Regions from separate parts of the Homo sapiens genome. Here region 1 is linked to region 2. Evidence: chromatin loops called from intact Hi-C (ENCODE). Cell type or tissue: gastrocnemius medialis. All regions are shown on one strand. Links, peaks and the distances in the headings refer to the core of each region. The heading gives the core; the rest is flanking DNA.

The links. A loop is a pair of places that touch in the nucleus more often than their neighbours do. Peaks named below come from ENCODE experiments on the same cell type or tissue, not always from the same donor. Only the 100,000 strongest peaks of a DNase experiment are listed, where the experiment ranks them.
Region 1: it touches region 2 in a loop (11-fold over the local background); 1 of 110 quality-filtered maps calls a loop at or near these places.

The regions. Positions count from the first base shown.
Region 1 is chr17:80,648,961-80,651,870 of GRCh38, reverse strand. All of the region lies in intron 3 of RPTOR (regulatory associated protein of MTOR complex 1), which reads right to left. Among named protein-coding and RNA genes, the nearest start is that of RPTOR, 110 kb to the right of the region's middle. In gastrocnemius medialis, for the core only: a CTCF peak has its summit at 1,639 (motif pointing right); DNase peaks (open chromatin) are centred at 2,000 and 2,570; H3K27ac peaks cover 1,440 bases.
Region 2 is chr17:80,750,216-80,753,125 of GRCh38, reverse strand. All of the region lies in intron 5 of RPTOR (regulatory associated protein of MTOR complex 1), which reads right to left. Among named protein-coding and RNA genes, the nearest start is that of RPTOR, 210 kb to the right of the region's middle. In gastrocnemius medialis, for the core only: no CTCF peak of the experiment used is centred there; DNase peaks (open chromatin) are centred at 1,345, 1,875 and 2,582; H3K4me3 peaks cover 1,880 bases; H3K27ac peaks cover 2,500 bases.

The DNA.
Region 1 (2,910 bases), core at 241-2,740, 100 kb after region 2:
ACTGCGCCCGGCTAATTTTTTGTATTTTTAGTAGAGACAGGGTTTCACCATGGTCTCGATCTCCTGACCTCACGATCCACCCGCCTCGGCCTCCCAAAGTGCTGGGATTACAGGCGTGAGCCACCGTGCCTGGCCATTTTTTAAATATTTTTAGTAGAGACAAGGTTTCACCATGTTGGCCAGGCTGGTCTCCAACTCTTGACCTCAGGTGATCTGCCCACCTCGGCCTCCCAAAGTGCTAGGATTACAGGCGCGAGCCACTGCGCCCAGCCAAGTTGTACACTTTAAAATGGTGAACTTGACGTTATGTGCTTCGTATGTCCATTTTAAAAAAATCTCCATTATGTGTCATACCAACAAGTAAATCGCGGACATTTGGGAGGGAGCTGTACAGAAGCCCTTGTGAACACCCAAATTCATGAACACCACTGTGACATATGGTTTCCCCTGCAAAATGAAATCAAGTACCGCAGACACTTTGAAGTGGCCGTCCCCCTCCAATCTGTTATTGATCGTTTCCCCCTTGATCAGCACTTTCCAATTTGGCTGGAGCAGGATTTTACAACTCTTCCTAGTTGCATATGGCGAGCATACGGTGGGTTCCTCATCGTCACCTCCAAATTTAGCTTTCCATTCTTTAACACATCACACCTTCCACTTTCTGACTTAGAAGCAGCACTTCCATCCCTCGCCTGGCACCTGCCTGTCCTTCAGAGCCATCTCCGCATCGCTCTGTATCACGGTCCCCAAGTTAACTCAGGAAACACACATGGCACGTGAGATCTGTGAAACGACAACAGCTGAGCTACAGTTTTAGTCCCCAGCCTGACGGTGGGGGGTCCTCATTTGCAATTTGTCATACACACAGACAACTCCCTTGTTAAAGGGAACATGATGATGAGAGATAATATCCTCGAGAGGCCTGTTAAGGACAGAGTTAAGCCCCTACTTCTCTCTAAAAGTATTACACTTCAAGTAGGTCAATTAATAGAGGAAGAGTCAGGAATGCAGTTATCCCCGCAAGAGGATAAAACCAGAGATAAGGCAGGATGGGGAGGGGCTTAAGGCAGCAAGACTCCTGGGCAGAATGTTCTGGGAGGGGCCTCCACCACCTCAACCATGAGGGAGAGGAAGGGATAAGGGACAGAAAGGGATGGGAAGTAAGGATCTGATGACCAACCACCATGGCCTCCCTGGTGCAAATGCTTTATATACTTTTATTCTGTCCATTAACTCTCATTTGCATGTACAAATTTTAAAAGTTTAAATAGTAATTTGTCCAGAGTTACATTTCTAAGAAGTGGCAAAGCCAGAACTAAACCAGTTCGCATTCTTTCCACAGTTAAGCTCTCCCCACCCCACCCCTCAGTGCACTGGTAGAAAGGAGACCACATTTCCCAGGGAGCTCCCCTACCAGTGAGAGGGGCGCTCCCGCCCAGAAAGGGAAGGAGCGGTGAGCCCAGCACGACTCTGCGGACCTACGAGGCAGAAGGGAGGAGGCGGACTCCACCAATCTTCCCTAGGCAGTGTTTAAACAGGCTGCGGCCCATGCTGCAACCCACTCTAGTCAACACGCGTGCTCTTCAATCCCAAATGGGCTCTCTAGTGAATCCCCTAGGTGGCCTCGGAGAGCAAGAGTCCAACACAGGGCTGGCCAGCAGGGGTCCCCTCTGGGACCAGCTCTAATGGACTGAAACCCTGAGGAGTCTAGTCACAACAGGCTGCCATCCTCCAGGAGGCTGCAGAACCATGCCTTTCTTTCATTCTTCTTTCTGTAATGTCTTTGGTGTGCCTAAAAGAATTTATAGGTCATGTCACTAAGGTATTCGGAGGGATAGCAGTAGGTGACAACACCTTTATGCTCTGGTGCAATTGGTCTAAAGAGTCCGGAATAAACTGCTTCGCATAATCTAAGCTTGCTTCCAGGAAGCTGCTTCCAATACCATGGCCTCTGGGGACAGGGCAAGGCAGGAAGTGCGTGGGCAGGGCTGACTACGAAGGCTTCTGGCTGAAGAGCATGAATCAGAGTTCTCACTGAACACGGCACGCACGTGGAAAAGCTTTCAGGCGAGAAGCACTAGAAAGGAGGGAAGACGAAGTGGGAGAGCACTGCTGAGGCCAAGGCAAAAATATAAGTAAAAACATTGATCATAGGAACAGTTCTTAACTTTCTGGGCAGTAAGCAGTTAAGTGAAACTGTCAAAGCACCACAGTTAACCCCAAGACCACCAGAAGATATTGTCTGTACCGTCCTGCAAATTTAATGAGTACACAGGCAAAGTGCTTCACACCAGGTACTGAATTATGCAAGCTGTGAGCCATCCACCCACAGTTCTGCCTTTGCCCATGAGTCCTCACTGGCAGCTTGTCACAGAAACTCAAGGTGGATGAAGCCCAACCTTAGGACCCACAGAGAAGAAAGTCAGGTGAGTTTGGGCAGGAGGAGGGAGGGCTGGCGGCAGGGCAGACAGCAAGACGGGATGGATGATGGAATGGTAATGGCATCAGGGCCGCACGCCAAGGGATGCTGCCAATCGCAATTATAGGGCCATTTTCACCAGCTGAACTGGACTGTCAATTTGGAACTAATGTCGCAACGTGAATGCCCCAAGCAGGAGTCACAGCGAGTAACGGTCCACCTTGGGCTGTTCCATGAATAGCTTTGGAGCACCTCCAGGTGTGGAGTACTGTCCTAGGGCAACTTAGCTGCTTCTTCCCCGATTATCCATATCTGAGCCTGAAAATCCTAAGAAAAGGTAGAACCCACTGATTTATGCGTCTTGACTGCATCTGTATTAGCCCATTTTCATGCTGCTGATAAAGACATAACCAAGACTGGGCAATTTACAAAAGAAAGAGGTTTAATAGACTTATAGTTCCACATGGCTGTGAAGGTCTCACAATCATGGC
Region 2 (2,910 bases), core at 303-2,802:
CATCGGATTTCTCTAAATGTTCTACAAACAAATGTGCATTAATTTTGTAATCAGGGAGAAAGGTGAGGTGTTTTTGAATTCAAAATTTAATCTCTCTTTAAAGTAGGGATAGTAATGCCGGTTGGTATTTATTTCAATGAGACTTGTCACGTAAAAGTATCATATGTGAAGCTGATATCACAGTGCCATTTTAGGAAGAAAGGCACTAAGTGAATTGTTGTTTACTACTAAAATGCACAGAAAATTTCACTTTTTACCAAATGAAATCTAACTGAAAGTGTAACTCTTCCTTCTTTTTAAATAATGCATTACATTCAAAGGTTTAAAAAATGACAGGACTGTCTGATACACGAGTTTGCTATACCCTGCCATGGATACCAGGTGGGTTCCTGTTTTACCAAAAAACCACAGCATTCAACAAAACAGGATCCTTATACCACCAAGGACTAATTATACTAGCACTGAGATTGTGATTCCTTTCCCTGGCTACCTACGTTGCCTGCATGTGGCCATTTCGGTAATCCACAAGAGGTTTTGCTGTCGTTTTCAGAAATAATGAAGTTCACAAGAATTCCTGGCATTTTGGCCAGTAAAATTTAATAAGTATAACACATGAGGGATTATGTACACACACTGCTCTGCCTGCTCCTGGAAATAATTGAGAAGAGCTGGAAAATATCAGAACCAGTTCCACCAAACAGAATGCTTTCAGCTGGGGGAGGCACAGCAGCTGCGCACAAGCAATGCCTCCCTTCCGGGGATGCAGAGTCCTCAGACACTGTGGGCTGCATGCAGGGCCCACCTGCTGGAAGGGAGGCCCCATGGGCCCTGGGAGAGCTTGGCTTGCAAAGTCCCTCCTGCACTATCATCAAGGCTGGTCCTTTGTTGTGGGGAGAGGGGAGAGGGGAAAGGGTAGCAGGAAACAAAGGGACAGAAAGAGACAGGGAACAGACAAAACAAGAAGAACACACCACAGGCTGTGAGATGGAATCTGCATTGCCTTCTCTTCAGTTACCCTGAAATGTGATGCCTGGGCATGTCATGTAGATAGCTAAAGGAATGAAAACAGAAAACCCCAAAAATGCCGATCATACCGGGCCACACAGCTTGCAGAACTCCTTCATTCACGTGTCTACAAATACCTATAATTCGGCTGTAATGGAAAGCATTCTGCTGTAGGGGCCAACCTCATCTGCCCATCTAGGCTGGGGATGTGGAACAACAAGGTACAGAATGAGGCTTCAGACTGAGAGCGCCACCTGCTAATGCGGGGTCGTGGACCAAGCGGTCAGCATGAGGGCTGGAGCATCGCATGACAGAGACTGGTCGTCCCAGATCCAGGGCCTGGACGCTGTTTGTGACTTACACAATTCCTAGGGCTTGTTTTGTGAATACCACAGGGACAAGATCACTTTTGTTTACTCAGACTGTGGCAGGCCTCCATGAAGAGGAGGCGCTATTGTAAATGAATATTGTAAGTGACGATGAATATGGGTGGGGGTGAGATGTGTCCAGAGTGTGTGGCTTTTAATCACCGAGGGCTGCGATGCGCTCCCCGGCTTGACGGGGAGAGAATGTGTCTGTGTCTGCATTTTTGCTCCTTCCTTGCTCCTTACTTTTAGTTGCGTAGTTCTTAGTATTTCTCACGGCTCTTCACATATACTATTTCATCTGCTTTTTACCAACCCCATGAGGTTTCAGCTCCATGTTAAAAGAGCTGTGACGACGAGGACACAGAGTCCCCAAAGATGACACGGACTGCCCTGCAGCTGGGCCAGCACATGCGTCCAGAGTGCCGGGCACTGCCCCTGATTTTAGGGCTGCTTTTGCCCCATTATCCCATCTGGGTCCTTCTGAATCTCCACCAAGCACCTACGACGCCAACACGAAAGCTGCCGAGCCCTCTCCAGACAGCACGCCCAGTGCTTTCGGAATGAAATACACACAGAGCTGTATTCACTCACAGCCACCTCGCACCACGGTGATGGTACAGAACGCACTGTCATCTGACTCTGACAAACTTTGTTTTTAACATCTCAAATTTCTCAGCTGGAAGGTACTAATGACTGCTAGTTTTATTAATAACCCATTCTACCACAGGAACATTAAACCCAGAGTACAAATCAAATTCTCATATACTTAATAATAAATATAATTTAACTTTTTCAATAAAAACTGCAATTTCTAGAGGAATGAGGTTTTTTTTATGATGATAAATTACCTGTAGCATAAAATTTGCCATGTTAACTGTTTCAAATGTACAGTTCGGTGACATTAGGGATATTTACATGCCACGCAACAATCACCAAGAACCACCAAGGAGTGGGTTTTTTTAAACAAGAGGGAAGAGGGAAGGCAAAATCATGTTTAAAACCATTTCCTGGGCTCTGGGCTCCATAAGCTAAAATAGCATCGGCAATGCAACCTGCTGTACACAGAAAATTAGTTTCCAGGTCTGCTGTGACAGGCCCACTAAGCCAGATGATGGGTCCAGGAACGACGTGGACCTGCAGCTACTCAGACCCGCGTCACAACAGGTGGATGGGATAGGTGGGAGCGGCCATGTGTGCCTGGTGCTGGGAGGGCACGGGAAGGCTATGAGGAAGTGCTGACTCCTGCGCTTGGTGGAAACGCACTCTCCCTGGCCTCCGGAAAGGGGCTGGGAGGGAGGCATCTGAGGCAGACCTCCGTGGAGTGAAGCACACAGTCCTGAACTGTGGAAGGCGCCATTTGCGATGTCTGTCTGGGACTGCTGGCAGACTTGTGTTATTTTAATCAGCACCACTACCACTGGCCACGTAAGAATGGCTGGCAGAGGATTAAAAAGGAAACAACTTTAAGTGGGAGGAAATGGCCCTTTACGCAAAAACTAAGTTCAATATTCCTATTTTCCTTTTCAAAAGGACATGT